Linked DNA regions of Mus musculus: region 2 is linked to region 1. Evidence: chromatin loops called from intact Hi-C (ENCODE). Cell type or tissue: left cerebral cortex. All regions are shown on one strand. Links, peaks and the distances in the headings refer to the core of each region. The heading gives the core; the rest is flanking DNA.

Region 1 (8,335 bases), core at 54-8,053:
TTGGCTTTGGTCGTTAGTACCAAATCCAATGTTGTAACCCAGACTTGCCCCTGTTCTCACCCTCCAGATTCGGCTCCGATAATTGTGGAAGTTCCTCTGTGCACTTAGGAATAGAGGACCTCACATACAAGGAAAGAGGAAAGTGATAGTAGGGTGATGAGAGGAACACAGTAGGCCAGAAGAAAAGGGATTAACACTGGCTTTATATGTACAGGTGTGGTCTGTTATGGATCCCAGAGCATGGCAGCAAGTAGGTGTGTGCTCAAAGACAGAATATCGAGCTGTCAGAGTGAGAAGAGTCAAAAGCATCATTCCCAGACTTCCAGAGTCCATGCTTTATCTACACAGCTTGAAATCTACAGGTCCTAAAATCTCAAACTTTTAAGGTTGGCACAGTGATCCGCCCCCTTTTATGATTTCATATACTGGAAAATCTGAAAAATGGCACTCTGAACCATTCCTACACCCAAGCCCTTTCTAACTGAGATAGTCACTTTGTAGTCACCCTTATTAGAGATCATGAATGAGAAGCAATAGCTAACGATTTCTAGGTCCAGAATGGCCAGAACAAACTTAATTTATCTCTGAACAGTCAGTCTGTGCTGTTTGTGGAAACCCACCATTTGTTTCTAGAGCATCTGTGCATCCTATGACTAAGTTATTCTGTGACTACTGCTGTCCATATAGCCATAGGTGAATCCTTTTCTTAGCCTCCTACTGGGAAGTATCCAATGTGGAGAGTCACAAATTTTCACTGAGCACTTTCCATCCACAGTCTCATTTGATGTCTCTTAATGACCCGGGGCAGGTACCCCACCCATTTCAAACCAGAGATCCCAGGTTCTTGGTGCTGGAGTAAGTCTCCTGAAACTACTTGAGTAGGAGGCAGCAGAAGGCTCTGCTCATTCTCATGTGTTCATTCTTTCATTCCCTACTTTTTGGTACATCCCCACAGACTGCTCCAGCAGGCTAGTCCCCAAGTTGAGGAAAAGGTAGACAAGGCACCATCTTATTCCAGCTAGATAGGAGTCAGAGGATAGAACATGAAGTTCTGTCTTGGGTGATATATAATTTCTTTTTCCATTGTTGATAAAAGGCATGTTAAAGGAAGAGACTTTCTTATTCATAATTAGAGGAATATGCAATATGGTGGGTGGGAATGGCAAGTCTGTGGAGCATCCTGGTCTGTAGCAATGACAAGTATTCTTTTGGCTTCCTCTTTTCCCCCCCATTTTATTTGATCTGGGGCCCTACCTAATGGCACAGTGCTGACCACATCAGGATAGGTCCTCTTCTGTTCAGCATCTGGAAACAATCTCCCAGACATACCCAGAGAGTGCTGGATACTCTTGAAGGACAAGGGAGCTGTAAAAAATTTCAGAGACAGGCTTCCTGAAAAGGAACAATGTCTTAGCTGAAATATTAAGGAATGGTTACATGCTATGTGTAGGAAACTGTAAGTAAAGAGACCAGGTGAGAGAAAGAATAAACTTACTTGGAGTTTAAACTCCAAGTTTTCCATCTGGTGTAGTCAACCATGGTCTGAAAATATTGTTGTTGTGCAGTGAGGAATTAAGATCCTTTGAGATGGGAGGAGGGGGGAACTGAAGCAAAGAAAAGGAGGGGGACAGGCATTCCTAAAAGTAATATTCTGAAATAAAATGTATTTGTTCTAATTTATCCATTATTGTTAATCTCTTACTATGCTAACTCAAAGTTAAATGTTGTCATAGGAATGTACATATAGGAACAGCTTGGTGTGTGCACAGAGTGTGTGTACTTATAGGAAAAGCATAGTGTATATACCGAATGGGTGTGTACAGATAGGAAAATCATAGTGTGTATACAGAGGGGTGTGTACAGATAGGAATAGCATGATGTGTGCACAGAGTAGAAGTGTACATACAGGAAAAGAATGGTATGTGCATAGAGTGGGTATGTCTAAATAGGAACAGAATGATGTTTGCACACAGTGGGTGTATACATATAGGAGCAGGATGGTGTGTGCACACAGTGGGTATATACATTTAGGAGGAGCATGGTGTGTGCACACAGTGGGCAAGCACATATAGGAAAAGCATGACTGCACAGGGTGCAATATTGTGCATGGTTCACTATCACCTGGAATATTTGTGCTTATCTCATGCTGATAAGGGGTTCTGTAGCAACCAAAATTCATTGAATTTGCCTGGATGTGCAGTGCCACTGTGAACTGCAGTGGCTGAAGCTACAGAGGAGTAGCTGGTGCAGTAAATCAGACTCTGGGGTGGGCATATCCTAGGGCACCACGAGGAGCTGTCTGAAAGGCAGAGGGTGGCCTCCGGGTGCCAGTCAGGTGTGGTGAGACACATTCCATTGGTGCATTGGAAAGGACAGGCTGATCACAGCAGGGCCTGTCACAGTCTGCTGAAGCAGGACCTGTAACCCAAGTAGCAGGAGGAACTTTTATTCAGCCTGTGGAGTGATGCTGTGAAGGAATTGAAACCCTTCAAGAGCAGAGCTAAAAACAGTGGGGGGAGAGGAAGTGTAATTTGCTGTCTTCCAGTTTCCTTCAGATCCCGCCTGCTGCTGACCTGTTAACCATCTCAGAGCCTGGGCCCCACATAGACTGGGCATCCCCACAAATCAAGGCAAGCTTTGATTTCATTAAAATTGTATGCCCTTTTCCCTTCTGCTAATCCAACTCTTGGGCCTTAAAAACAAGCTGCTTTTTTTTCTTTAAGTTTTGAATAATTCTAGTGTTTACACAACCAAAATTTAGTATAAAATTTTAAATTCCTGAAACACAAAATGTAGCTCAGGATCCTTTCCTAGTGGCCTGAGAGTACAAATCAAACACACACTCAAAGGTAAGGCAAAGAAGCTTCCAGAAAGCGGAAATACTTCTGTCAAGTAGGCACCTAGTATCAAAGTGGGTCAAAATAGCTCAATGTGTGGACGGGCATAGCTGAATCTTTGCTTACACACTTTCCCCTAGCCCTTTCTACATAACACTTTCAAGAAACTCCTCTGAGAGATCATGCCATCTTCCAGCAAAAGGTGGTGAGTGGACTTCAGTAGGCACTGATGGGAAAGAATCCAGTGCTAAGGGTGTGGGTAGACCTCATGCAGACCCAGGTCCGCCCAGTCACTCGATAACCCTGAACTTGGCTGCCTCACTCTTTGCTGAGGTCCCTCAGGTGGCCTCATTGTTTTTATTACCATGGTAGAAAGAGTATGTGAAGCCTTGCCTGGCTGGCAGTCTCGTTGCCATGGAAACCTCCATTCCACACACCTGATTCACACATCACGCTCCGCTAAATCCAGACAGAGGTCACAGACTGGCATTTGCCCTTTGTCTCCCCTTCTTGTGTTTTCCAGGCACTGAATGGATAGAAAGAGATGGGCAGTCAGCAGCCTTGCAAGAAAGCTTTGCTGTGAAGAAGTTTGTGAATTCCAGAAAAAAAAAAAAAAAAAAGACTGGTAGCTGTGAAGGGCAAAACGGGGGGGGGGGGGGGGGGAGGGGCGGGGGGGTTTGCTGGGGAAGACTGTGTACATCGAAGCTTCTCCTTGCAGGCAGCCTCTGTCCTGGGTTGCATCTGAAAGTGATTTTCTGGGTTCCCGGGTGAGCGTGGAAATGAGTCTAGCAGATTCCGGAGCTTTGGCTCCTTGGGGGGTTTTCTGTCCCATTTCACTGAGTTGCCTGATAACCTCAGCGCCAGGGTGTGTGCGTCAGGATTGCAATGTGGGCTGAGGCGCACATTAGCCACAGCTGTCTATTAAGAACCAAACGATCTGATGATCCGTCTCAGAGCCTGGTTTTTCTTTGTGTCATCTATAATATTTTAGAAGGCAGACGCCATCTGTAGGATGTTCTTTTTCAGGAAAGTTACTGTGTTTGAAGAAGGCTTCCAGTTTTCCTGGGATGGTGATTATTAGTTTTTGCTTGTGTTACTCATTTGATAGATTTAGAGAAAAAGAGATGATAAAAAAATCAGATCATGAGCCTTTCTCTGTGAGAATTTCTTCTTTGTGCTTTGATTCGTAATCTTTTGATTCTTATTTGTTTAGGTAGCACAGGGCATTGAACATACTAGGCAAATGTTCAATTACTCAACCATATCCCCAGTCCTTGATTTTTTTGTTCCTAAGGTTAGATTTTAAAGACAACTTTAAAGAGAATCAAAAAGGGCATTCACAGGACATGACATCAGTCGCCACACACTGGGGTTCAGGTATCATGTGTGATTTATGGGGTATCTCAGCAGAGTCATAGCAGGGGTCTCTGCGTGTGTTCATCTCTGCTGACTTACTTCCCTTTCCTCTCATTGATTAATGCCCCTCCATTTTGGTCAGCCTCTGTTGACAAAGTACCCTCTAGCTTCAGCAGTACGCCGGACCTGGGTTTCAAATATCACTTCCCTATATCCTTGAGCACACTACTTTTATTTTATTAAATTTGGTTTATTAGTGTGTGTAGGAAAATATTGCTGTGACAGTAATCATAAACTTTAGTGTCAGTGTAGTGCTGCTCTGTATCCAGGATGAATCCTGTTATGCTAGATTATTCCAGAAACAGCATTTGCCTGAAGGAATACTCTCACCATCCAAATAATTGCCATTTTCCTGATTTTGCTTATGTGGGGATATGTGCAGCTTAGTAGGTGGATGGTGGGCTGAGAGAAGAAATATTCAAAAGTAGAGTGCATATATACTTTCTCTTGTCTCTGTATATCCACTGGGTCCGTTTTAGGAATCTCATTGTAGGTTCATGATGCATAATAAGGTTTCTCTTCTCAGAAGACGAATTGTCACTCCTGATGCTAGCAGGTGTGGCTCTCCATCCCATTCTCCAAAGTTGTGGAAGAACGTGGACGGATTCTGATCCCGACCATCTTAGTCCTACTTTGCCTTCTGGCGTCCTTCTCCTTCCTCTTTTTTTCCTCTGTATTTCCACCTCCCTTCCTTCCCTTGAAGTCTTTTCTTTCTTCTCTTCCTCTTATACTTATATGGCCCGTAACGTTGGCCACTGCAAGCTCTTTAAAATGTTCAGTGGCATTAAGTACTTAACATTGTCATGGAACCAAGCATTGTCCCTGTCCTCCCCATAACTGCATCTCTTTCACGATAGAAACTGTTAAACATTAACTCCCATTCCCACTTGACCACCAGGGCCCGAGGCCAACCATTCTTCTCTTTGTCTCTGAAATTAACTACATTAGTTATAGAAGTTGAATGATGAGCCCTTTTGACTCTATGTGCGTGTGTGCATGTGTGTGTGTGAATTATGTATATGTGTATGTGTGCCTTCTGTGAGTGTGCAGGAGCCCACAGAGGCCAGAAGATGGTGCTTTATTTCTGTGGGTATTACAAACACATGTGAGCAGCCCAGTGTGGCTGCTGAGAACTGAACCCGAGTCCTCTGCAGTAGCAACAAGCATATGTGTGAGTGCTTACCTGTGTGGTTTTATAAAAGAAGGATCATTGCAAATCCTTTTTTCTTTCAAGTTGTTCTCTCATGTGGCATTTTAGCTGTCATAAATCTATAATCTGAACTTTTAATACTTGATCAGATGCATTGTTTGTTAATGTTTCTGTTTTATCCTTGGTTACCATTCCACATGGTTACAATTGTCTTTTGATGAAGAAAGTTTTAAATTTTCTTTCATGAAGTGCAATTTGTCTGTATTTGTTATTGCCAGTACTCGTGCCTGTGGTGTCATGTCTAAAATATGCTTTCCAAGTTCAACATCATAAAGATTTGGTTGGACTTTTTCTTGAAAGGTTTAAGTTTGTGATCCATTTTGAGTTAATTTTCATCCATGCTATTAGACAAAGGTTGTATAAGGTTCTTTTGGATATTCATATCCAGTTTAGATCATTTGTTGAGAATGGTCCTTTCTCCATTGAAGGGAATTATCATTTGTGTTAACAACCATTTGACCAAATACGTAAGGAGTGGTATGAATGTGAAATGTGCCATAACGATTCAGGGGTTTGCCACTTGGTCCTCAGCTTGTGTCTCTGGTTGGAACATTGTAAAACTGTGTATAGGCAGAGCATTGCTGGAGGAAGTAGGTATCAAGGAGCAGGCCTTGAGGCTTTATAGCCAGCCACACTTCCTGTTCAGCCTCTGCTTCCTGACTGAGTATGCAAGGTGGTCGCTTCAGCCCCTTGCTACTTCCATGTCTTTCCCAGCATAATGAATAATCTCCCATAAGCTAGGACCAGCCCTTCTCCCCTTAAATTGTGTCTCCCTGGGTATTTGGTTACAAGGAAAGCAAAGATATATATCCTCAATCAACTACTCTAGCCAGCCAGGTTGTTCCAGATACCTGTTTCTGACTTCAGCTGGGGTTATAGGCATTCTGCTATGCCCACCCAATTTTTATGTGTTATCTCTCTTAGTTAGGGTTTTCCTGCTGTGTACAGAAACCACAACCAAGTCAACTCTTTTAAGGATTACATTTAATTGGGGCTGGCTTACAGGTTCAGAGGTTCAGTCCATTATCATCAAGGCAGGAACATGGCAGTGCCCAGGCATATATGGGGCTGGAGGAACTGAGAGATACACCGCTTATTCAAAGGCATCTTGCAGAAAACTGCTTTCCAGACAGCTAGGATGAAGCTGTTAAAGCCCACACCCACAGTGACACACAGGGACACACCTATTCCAACAAGACAACACTTCTTAATAGTGCCAATCCTTGGGCATTTACAAACCACCACCATATCTTAATCAGTCTTCTATTGCTGAGACAAGATTCCATGACCATAGCAACTGTTATAAAAGAAAGCAAATAATTGGGACTGCCTCATGGTTCAGAGGTCTACCATTATTATCATGGCAGGAATCATGGGGTCATGTGGGCAGACCCGGTGTTGAAGTTCTACATATGGATCCAAAGGTATCAGGAAGAGACAGCCACTGGGCTGGTATGGGCTTTTGAAACCTCAAAGCCTACCTCTAGTGACACACTTTCTCCAACAAAGCCATACCTCCTAATCCTATCAACACTGCCTCTCCCTAAGCATTCAAATGTATGAGCCCATGTGGACCATTCTTATTCAGACCACCACATATGAGCTCTAGTCCTCATGGTGAGATAGTAAGCAGTCTACCTTCTGAGCCATCTCACCAGCTCAAATTAGAAGGATCTAAAAGCTTTCTTCCTTCTCAAGATCGCCTTGGTTCTTCCCTGGTTTTTTATAATTGCACGTGAACACTAAGGTGGTTCTGTATTTCTGCAAAAATTTTCACTTGGGTTTTGGCCTAGATTTTGTCAAATCCATATAATGTCATGTATACAATTGATGTCTCAGCATGATTAATCATTCCAAATCCATGAACATGGAATAAAATTCCACTTATGTTTTTAATTTCTTTGGTCAATGTATACAAATCTTCAGCTTAACAATCAATTACTAAGTATTTCATTACTTTTAAGCTTCTATAAATGGCATCATTTTCATAATTTCCTTTTGTTAGTGATCACTGTTTCTGTAGAGAAATATAGAAATGGTTTTTACATACACTTTATTGAATTTGTTTTAACTCTAACAGTTCATGACTTGTGTGATGTTTATTATCTATATATAAGATCCTGATACACTTCTTCTTCTTCCCAATTTGGAAGTCTTTTTCCCCCTCCTTTATTAAAAATGGCTTTTTTTTTCTTCTTCATGTCATATAACCTGTTTATGGTTTTCCCTCCCTCTACTCCTCCCAGTTCCTCCCCACCTCTCCTCCAATCTGGATCCACCCCTTGTCTCTCATTATAACCCAAGCAGGCTTCGAAAGGGTAATAGTAAGATAAAGTAAGAACTAAGACATCAAAATTCGATAAAACAACCAAAGGAAAGAGCCCAAGAAAAGGCACATGAAACAAATATAGATGCAGAGACCCACTAGTTTGCACACTCAGGAATCATATCAAAAATATTTAACTGAAAGCCATAATATATATACAAAGCACTTTAAAGGTAAAGACAAATAAATATATACATGAGACTAAAAAATAACATAAAATAATGAAGTTACCAAAACCCAAAGCCCTGGCACAATATTATGAGACAAGGATCCTCCAATGATGGCCTCTGAGCTCATGTTCTGTTGGTCGTCTACTGCTGGGCATACAGCCTGCATCAGAGTAGCTTGTTTCTCCAATAAGACTACCTTGAAGAAAGCTAAATTTTCATTTCCAAGTAGTTGTCTCTTGGAAATGCTTCTGGCTTACAGATGGGGCATTATGTCCACTTTTCTTCCAATTGAAGAAACCCTCTGTTGCAGACCCCTGCACTCCCTGTGCACGCTGCCTCAGGCTCTGTGACTTCATTATGTGCACCAGGCTTGTTG
Region 2 (8,335 bases), core at 274-8,273, 120 kb after region 1:
TTCCCCTTTGCTCTGTACATGATGTGTGAGGTGGAGTCCTTTAGCATGCCCATCCCCTTGATATGCATAGTCTTCTTATTCAGAAGGAGCTAAGAAGGGTGGGCCTGTAGCCAAGCAGGACACAGCAATATCAGCCTAGGTAGAAATAAGTGGCTGAGTTAAGCAGTTATAGGCTAAGCAGTTAGCCCTGAGAAACTAGGCCAGAGGTGGAGTGAAAGACAGCATAGAGTCTGTTTCTGTGGTTTTAATATGATGATGAAAACCAACCCAGCAAAGCAACTTAGATATCAATGAAATATGAAATGCATGCGGATCCATGGGATCCATGTAGTGGCATTACTTTTTTTTTTTTTTTTTTTTTTTTTTACTGCTGTGATAAAACATCATGACCCTTGAGCGGTCCCAGAGACTAAGCCACCAACCAAAGAGCATACAGGGCCTGGTCTGAGGCCCCCAGCACATATGTAGCAGAGGGCTGCCTAGTCTGGCCTCAGTGGGACAGGATGCACCTAATCCTGTAGAGACTTGATGCCCCAGGTGGGAGGATACCTAGGAGGTACCTCTCAGAGGCTAAGGGGAGGAGGGTGGGGGGAAGAACTCTACAAGGTAGGGGAGGCAGCATTTGGGATGTAATAAAATAAAATAATTAACAATGAAAAAAGTACCATGACTATATGCAATTTGGGGAGAAATGGATTTATTTAAGCTTACAGTTCCATATCAGGTCAAGAACTCAAGGCGTGAACCTGGAAGGAACTGAAGCAGACCAGATACCAGGGAGGAATACTGTTTATTGGTTTGCTCCTTGTGAGTTATTCAGTCTACTACTTTCTCACACAACTCAGAACCATCTGCCCAGATGGCACCATCCACAATAAGGTGCCCTTCCACATCAACTGGTAATTAGGAAAATGCACCAATAATCGTCTACAGGCCAGTCTGATTGGGGCATTTTCTCAGTTGAGGTCCCCTCATCCTACAGTATGATAGCTTGTGTCAAGTTCATTATCTTGAAATGTATATCTAGAGCTTGACTTTTGGTACACATCTATAGTTTCAGCTTGGGATACTGATGCAGGAGGGCTGGGAGCTTGAATCCAGCCTGGATTACATAGGGAGTACTAAGCCAGCCAGGGCTCCACAAAAATCTCTCCTCAAGATATAAAAGAATAAATAAAACCTAAAGGAAAGGACAACTGTACCAAGCATCTGTCTAGCCAGCAGCCAACTTGACTGTCCTTAGTAGTCACAGCTCTTTCCTCACACAGGCCCTAGAATGCATCTCATCTCCTTCCCCAGCACTAGCAGAGTCCAGGAGCCATTTCCGTGCCTCCCAGACAAAGACTGCTTCCAGAAATTAAAACACACGTAGATGTAAGCACCGTCAACCTCCCAAACCGTGCTTTTGTAAGTTCTCAGTGCAATGAGCAGTGTCACCCACATGCAGTGTAGGGACATCACAGAAAAGGTGATATCCTGCTCTCCGTAGCTCTGACCCCCACCCTTTCCATCAATCACCTTGGTCTTAGCTCCCAGATTCGCTATCTTACAGGCGGGCTGCTATTCTTTAGCGTTAAAGGGGGGGGGGAGGAGGGAGATGCTTTAGAGTGGGCTCTCCTTGGTCTAGGTGCGCTTCTCTAAACTAGCTTGCTGAAACCACGTCTGTCCTTCCTTTGCACCTGCTTCCCTTTCTCTTTCATTCAAATAGTTTATCTTAAAAGTGCTTTGCTCATAGGATTGCTAAGTGATGCAATAGATCTTCAGTGCTTCCTATAGACTCTCGGCATAACGAGTGCTCATTTTCAGTGACCGGCATTGCTACTGTTGAAACTTAACCATCCACCCCAGCCTCTTGCTGGCCATTTTAGATTTCACTGCAAATTGGGACCCCGAGGCACCTTTCCAGGTATTTACGTAGAAGCTGTTTCTGTCTTGGAACTTTTCCGTAGCATTTCTTCTCTGACCCACAGCTATCAGGCAAATTTAGACCCATTTACTATTTTTATGCGGAATAAAACTCAGGAATAGTTGCACTGAAGGTGATACAAGCTTAGTGCCAACAGAAAATGAGGTGCAGGCCCGGTAGATAGGTTTCCTGAGGCCAGGGAGAACCTCCTATGCCATTGTTCTGTAGTAATTAACAAAGCAAGACTTTGTTGTTGTTACTCAATGAAGGATCTATACAAAGTAGACCAGCTTGTTTAAATAGTTACACAAGCTGAAAGTACCATTGATTGGTAACACATGAATATGAAGAAATCAGGAGCTAGCCTCGGTGATGGGCAAAGAACTGTCCTGAGCATATAGACAGTGGTTTTGTATGGTGCAGACACAGCGGTTTAGTGGCAGTGGTTTGCAATCAGACACAGATAAAAAGTCTGACTCTCATGGAATGGAGAGGAATCTGAAATTCAAGGGCCACTTGTAAAGAAAGATTGTAGGGAGAGAGGCGGAGAGGAAAACAGGGCTGCCGAGTCTTCCTGGAATGACTCTGCAGGGATTAGATTGGTAGAAAGTTGTCTTTGGAGGAAAAGAAGACCTGCAATTGCTACACCTTGAGAACATGCCCGTTGCATTCCACATACTACCCAGGTCTAGGTAGCCTTTTATACACAAATGCAGAGAAAGGCTCCTGTGTGTCACCCAGGCTCTTGCATTGTTAACCACAGTCAAATGACATAGGAAGTCATCTCTTCACCTATTCACGAAAAGTTCTCTGAATTTGATCAGCTAGGATGATCATCTGTATTTTTTTCTAAAATAGTTTACTTCTACATTTCGAGAGTGCCCAAATAGGTTATATGCTTATTTTGGGATTTGACAGAACCTGTGGACGCCAAGGTCATCACTCTCCAGTGTGTGGTCTGTACTAAACCAGCAGTAGCCACTCAGCACCTTCCACAGAGGGGTATTCTGGGAAGCAGTTGTTGGTTGTCATTTTGTTGCAAAGTAAAAATATCTAAGTGGCTTAAGGGCTTTGGCCAGTGTTAGAAAAACATCACCCCTATTTGCCAGCGTGAGGTGTCAGTGTGAGATGCCAATGTACAAACCAGAGACCTGTTAATTCAAAGAAACAAACATTTCCCTTGTTTCCAGTGATGACTTTTGGGGGGAGAATCTTACTGCTGTATATACCTTTAAATAAGAAGTCACAATTGATTTATGATGATTTTTTTTTTTAAAAAACAACAAAACCTGTCTCCTCTTTTCTCCCTACAAAGGGACAAGGTTTTCCCTCTTGGGTGAATACTGCATGCATCGCTTGCCATAGAAAGGGTGCCGTCTTGGCAAGCCTCTTATTAGTCTAAAAATAAATTATTCACAATGCAGGTTCAGATACAGATTGCAAGGAGAGATAATAGAATTGGTTTTCCAAGCCTGATCATGCTCGGAAGACATGGTATGTGCTTTTCAGGAATCCACTTCAACGGAATCAGCTTTGACGAGTACACACAAGAAATAATATTGCTGCCATCCAGCTTGTGTCTGCGGTACAGCATCCTCCGCTTGTCTTCAAGGACCCACAGTGCCTCTTCATCAGTGTGCAAAAGTCCATATTGCTCAAGCATTTCTTCTGAGATGCTGCCCTCCCATTGTTCTTTTAAGGAAATTTCTTCCTGGCAGCGTGAGAGGGGCACTGCCTCCTACCCCCCTTCTGCCTCGGCAGAACAGTTGACCACAGCAGCAGCCGACTCCGGCTCGTCATGTGCTTCCTCATGTGATGTAGGTCTGCGGCACTGTGGAGCAATCGCATTTGAGACTCGGCACTCGTGGACAGACGGGCGTTCAGGGACTGGGGAGTTTTTGGAGGGGGGTGGGGAGGCCAATAAACCAAGAAAACGTCAGAAATAAAAGTCGCATCAAGTATGCTGATCTCTGTATTTCCTATTTTTGTTTTGAAATTTGATTTTAACTATTGTTTTTTTTTTTTCTGGTTGTGTCTGTATTTTTTCCACCCCCACAGGCGCCGAGCTGCGCTGTTTTCTTTCTTTCTTTTTGATTTTTTTCTTTTTCTTTTTCTTTTCTCGAAACTCTGAAGCCAGACTGTCTTCTTCACCGCTCCCGGGCTGCACCACTGTGGGCACATCAAGCTTCGTCTGGCTCACCTGCATGGTTCCGGCTGATTCCTGCCTGAGATGGCCCATCGTACAACTAGGATCCCAGAATCTCCTGTCTGCACTCTGCGGAAGAAGGACCTATTTCAGTCTCTGGCCAGGGTCTCTCACAGCCGATGGGGTCTTGGAAGACAGGGTGAAGTTGCAGAAGACTGGGGTGGGATGCGAAGGCATGCGAAGGACTTGGAAAGGGAATTTAGGAATACTATACATCAGTGCCCACCGATGATATGCATACAGGGCGAGGGCAGCCACCGCCCCTGCCTCACGCACCTAACCCCGGCTGCTCGCTGGGATTGTCTGAGGGGGACAACCCAGGTCTGGATGTGGTGGCATTTTTTCAGAGAGTGGAACTGAAGATGGATGAAGCAGGTACTTGCTGTGTCTGCTTGGCAGGGCAGAGCTGGAGAAATGGAAGGGGAAAAGAAGAGATGCTGACTGTCGTAAGATTGTCTGCTGCCAGCTCCGCAGTCTTAATCTAAGGAAGGATGGCATAGTGGATCTGCCAGCACGTGCATGGAGGAACTGTAAATTGCAGTGTGGATGTCCCTGGTACTGTCAAGGAAGAAACTGATGGGCTGGGTGACTGTACAGTGTCCCCAGAGAAAAATAGCAGCCTTGCAGCATGGATTTAAGTGCATGTGCATGCGTGTAGAGACATGGAAGAGACTGTGTAACACATACACACACAGAGAGAGATATGAGAGAGAGAGAGAGAGAGAGAGAGAGAGAGAGAAAGAGAGAGACTCTTTGCTGGGTTGGGTTTGATTACAAGCCAGTGTTTTCAGCTCCTGCTCAAGACCTATTTCCTGGCTAGCCAGAAAGCTCGGCCAGAGCAGCTGCATATAGACTTTTCTTTTTAACGGCATAGCAAACCCCTTCAGTTTTAACTCCTTGAAGTTCTAAGTGCTCAGCGTTGGGCTAAGGCTCACTGTACGGTTTTGTTTTCTTCTCCTACAGAGCCCTGTAAACACAGCTGTATTCAGTATGGCAGAAAAATTCTGTCCCTTAAATAGAAATGCGATCAATTTAATCAAAATAAATGTATCCCAGATGACTCTGAGGCCAGCTGGATACCACAGGCTTCAGAAGCTAAGCATTCAGTGGAGATGGATACAGTGTTAGATTTACATGCTTTCAAATGCTAGGATCAGCTATGCTTAATAAAGGAAATTCTTTAAGGAAAAGGGAGGGTCCTCCTGGCACCCAGCTATAGATGGTGACCACAGGTGCTGCTGCTGATCCTGGCACTGGGGTTTGTGGCTGTCGAGCTTGCAGGGGTGTGTGGCATGAGGCAGGGCACGGCTGATGTCAGTGTGAAGAAAGCTTGCAGCCTGCTTGAGGCTGTAGGAAGGAGGAGGGTGGCCTCTCATTGCCTCTGTCGGGGCTTGGCTGGTACTAGAAGCTTGTAGATAGATAAGGGTGAGCTGGGTGAACTGAGCTCTGAGCCGGGAGCAAGCAGCTTTCCCAGTTGTCATGGGGGCTCCTCTGGGACGCCTGTCTGGCCTGTCCTCCCACTGTTTGTTAGAAATTCTACAAAGCGGCTCTGTGTGCTGGATTATGTTTGGCCAGCTGTTGGTGCATTCCTGAGGGTGGGGTGGAGACAGGATCTTATTACTGTACTTCCAAACTGTAGATCTATGTGGGGAGAGAGAGAGAGAGAGAGAGAGAGAGAGAGAGAGAGAGAGAGTGTGTCAGGATGTGGTGGGGAGAGGAAAGAAACGCAAGCAAGTCTGATAATCCCTTCTCCTTCTCCAGGTTGTGCTAGAGGAGCATTCAGAAAGGCTATGAAGTGAAAGAGAGAAAGGAGAGGGTAAGGGGTGGGAGCACAGTGGAACAGCCATGAGACAAAGCAGAACTTCAAAGCTGCAGAGACGAGCAGAATGTCAGCAGCTTGTAATTAGCGGTTCATGGTTGCGTCAGAGACTGTATCTCTCCAAGAATAACTGTGTGCTGTGTGCCACAGAGTGCAGAAGACAGTCATAACTAAGTTATCAAGCACAGTTCAAATGAGGGCAGACACATGAAGGCATTTTCTGTTTGAAAATTAAGCAGGGCTGAAGTGCACATCTCACTGGCTGGATTCTGCCTAACTTCTGGCAGGAAATGCTCAGCGTATAGGAGGGTGTTTGTTAGATCAAACAGGGGACCCATAAGCATGCAGACTGAGCATGCAAGCTCCGTCCCTGTAAAATACCGTCCCAAACAGCCCGGTACTGCACTGCTGGGGTCCTGTCTCCGTATATACCCATTCGCTTTTGTATGCCAATGGGAGAAAGTTAAAAGTACACCCAAGGACATATGTCCCCATTAGATTCTAAAATCCCTACTATAGAATTAAAACCTGACTGCAGGTTCTGAGTTGTTTTGGTATTCTTAATTTATACGCTGAAGAAGCTCTTTTTTTGCAATTATCTTGTTGGTAACCCTGTGAGGAAGCGACATACCACTATATGATGTTGAAGGGCACCTTTCCCTTCCATCCCCTGTCTCTGTTATTTGGAGGTGTGGGGCGTTCTCTGGAGCCTCCAGGAGGAGCTGGTGGGAGGAGCTGATTGGCTAGCAGGCTCAGCGTGTTTACTCTTATTTGTTTTCAGTGCTCCTTCGCAGCGTGCATTTAGTATTTGTATTTGTGTTCATGCTGCACAATTACTACTGACCAGCTTTGTTTCTCTGCCCGAAGCGAAGTCAATTTTAGTTCAGCCCCTGCAGTTGAGTCCCTGGACAATATGCACATATGTATTATGTTACCCGTGTATGCACTTTTCCTTTTAAAAACGTGGATTAAGGAAAATTGTAGGCAAGGAGAGACGTGTATATGAAATCAATAGCTTTTTGAATCACATGTAATATAATTTAAATATACTCACTTTAAGATTGCCAAAGCCTATGTTGTCTGAGCCCAGTTAATTTACATCTTCGATTTAGTCAAGAGGTGGAACCTGCCAGATCAGAATGCTGTATTCTGTGCACCCAACAGGGTGGAAGACATTATTTTGTTTGTGTTAGTTCAAACAGCTGGTCATTAATGCAGTCCCCATTTCTAGAGAGAAACGCTGGTGGACATGAATGGCTGTCTGATTAATGCTGCCCCTCGGAGGGTCCTTCACCCAGCCATGCTCCTGCAGAATAATGTAGCATGATGTGATTGCACTCTAACAGGATAGTATGTCATTGTGTCACCAAGCAATTGAGGTTATTATGGGGCAGGGCAGACAGACGGGACAGTGGGGTTACTAGACCGTAGCATTTTTAGAAATACAGGCCTGACCTACTTAGAGTTATTCTGGCAGGCAGCTGCACGGTACATAAAGTCTCCTGATAGGCTGAAGCTGTTGCTAGGGGGAATTAGCATGAATTTTTCCACACAGAGACTCAGCGACTGAATGATAAAAGCTGACTGGAATTAAAGAGATTTGGTTTAGCATTGTACAGATTGATCTGCCTCAGTTTTTTTTTTTTTCTTTCTCAAGTGCCAAGAAAGAGTGCAAAAAATAGAGACTTCTTTTTGTTTGTTTGTTTCTATTAGTTCTTTGACCTTCTCCTTCTCTTCCTTCTGCCCTTCATCCCCAAGAGCCAGGAGGGCAGGAGAACAGAGCAGTTATGAAATTTTGGTTAATCTCTTATTGCTGGGGTCATTGAAACCATGTTGCAAATGGCATGATATTTAAGCTTCAGGACTGCTGGGCGTACCTAGCAGAAGGGCAGATGGGTTTTTTTGGTCCCCTGTGTATCAAGCTGTTTTGGAGTTGGGCATGCATCTTTTATACACTGTATATTTTATACACCCCTTTCCCTTTTGGGCTTGAACAAAACATTTACATAAATTCTTTTCTATCCAAACAGATTGAAGCTTGCAATTGCTGGCTTGTTTAAAATAAGATAGTAAGATAGACAAGATTCCAGATTTAGAATATATATATATATATATGTATACACACACACACACACACACACCATTTTTTTATTACAAAAGTATTTTTTTCTGGGCTATGTTTGTCTTTTGAAAAGTCCAGTTTGGTGTTTGTGTTCAGGGATAGAATTGAACTGCTCCCACCCCACCCATTTTGTTTCCCAGTGTACAAAAAGCACTCTTTTGTTTGTTTGTTTTGTTTTGTTTTGCTTTGCATTTTTTTTTCTCTGCAGAAGAAAGTGTGGCTGTAGAATCCAGTCTGGAGACTGCTTTTCCATGTTGCTGACATGGGCACTGAGTAGAGAGA

What was found. Peaks named below come from ENCODE experiments on the same cell type or tissue, not always from the same donor. Only the 100,000 strongest peaks of a DNase experiment are listed, where the experiment ranks them.
Region 2: it touches region 1 in a loop (2.2-fold over the local background); 2 of 42 quality-filtered maps call a loop at or near these places.

Annotation. Positions count from the first base shown.
Region 1 is chr13:28,539,552-28,547,886 of GRCm38, reverse strand. The region is part of intron 7 of 2610307P16Rik (RIKEN cDNA 2610307P16 gene); the gene reads left to right. Among named protein-coding and RNA genes, the nearest start is that of Gm40841, 120 kb to the right of the region's middle. In left cerebral cortex, for the core only: a CTCF peak has its summit at 3,850; DNase peaks (open chromatin) are centred at 2,451, 3,269 and 3,727; H3K4me3 peaks cover 297 bases; H3K27ac peaks cover 282 bases.
Region 2 is chr13:28,415,417-28,423,751 of GRCm38, reverse strand. Gm40841 (a long non-coding RNA gene) reads left to right here and starts at 2,253. Exons shown (of 3, transcript XR_003950511.1): 1 at 2,253-4,667. In left cerebral cortex, for the core only: a CTCF peak has its summit at 3,511; DNase peaks (open chromatin) are centred at 5,484, 6,114, 6,709, 7,425 and 4 more places; H3K4me3 peaks cover 4,829 bases; H3K27ac peaks cover 4,808 bases.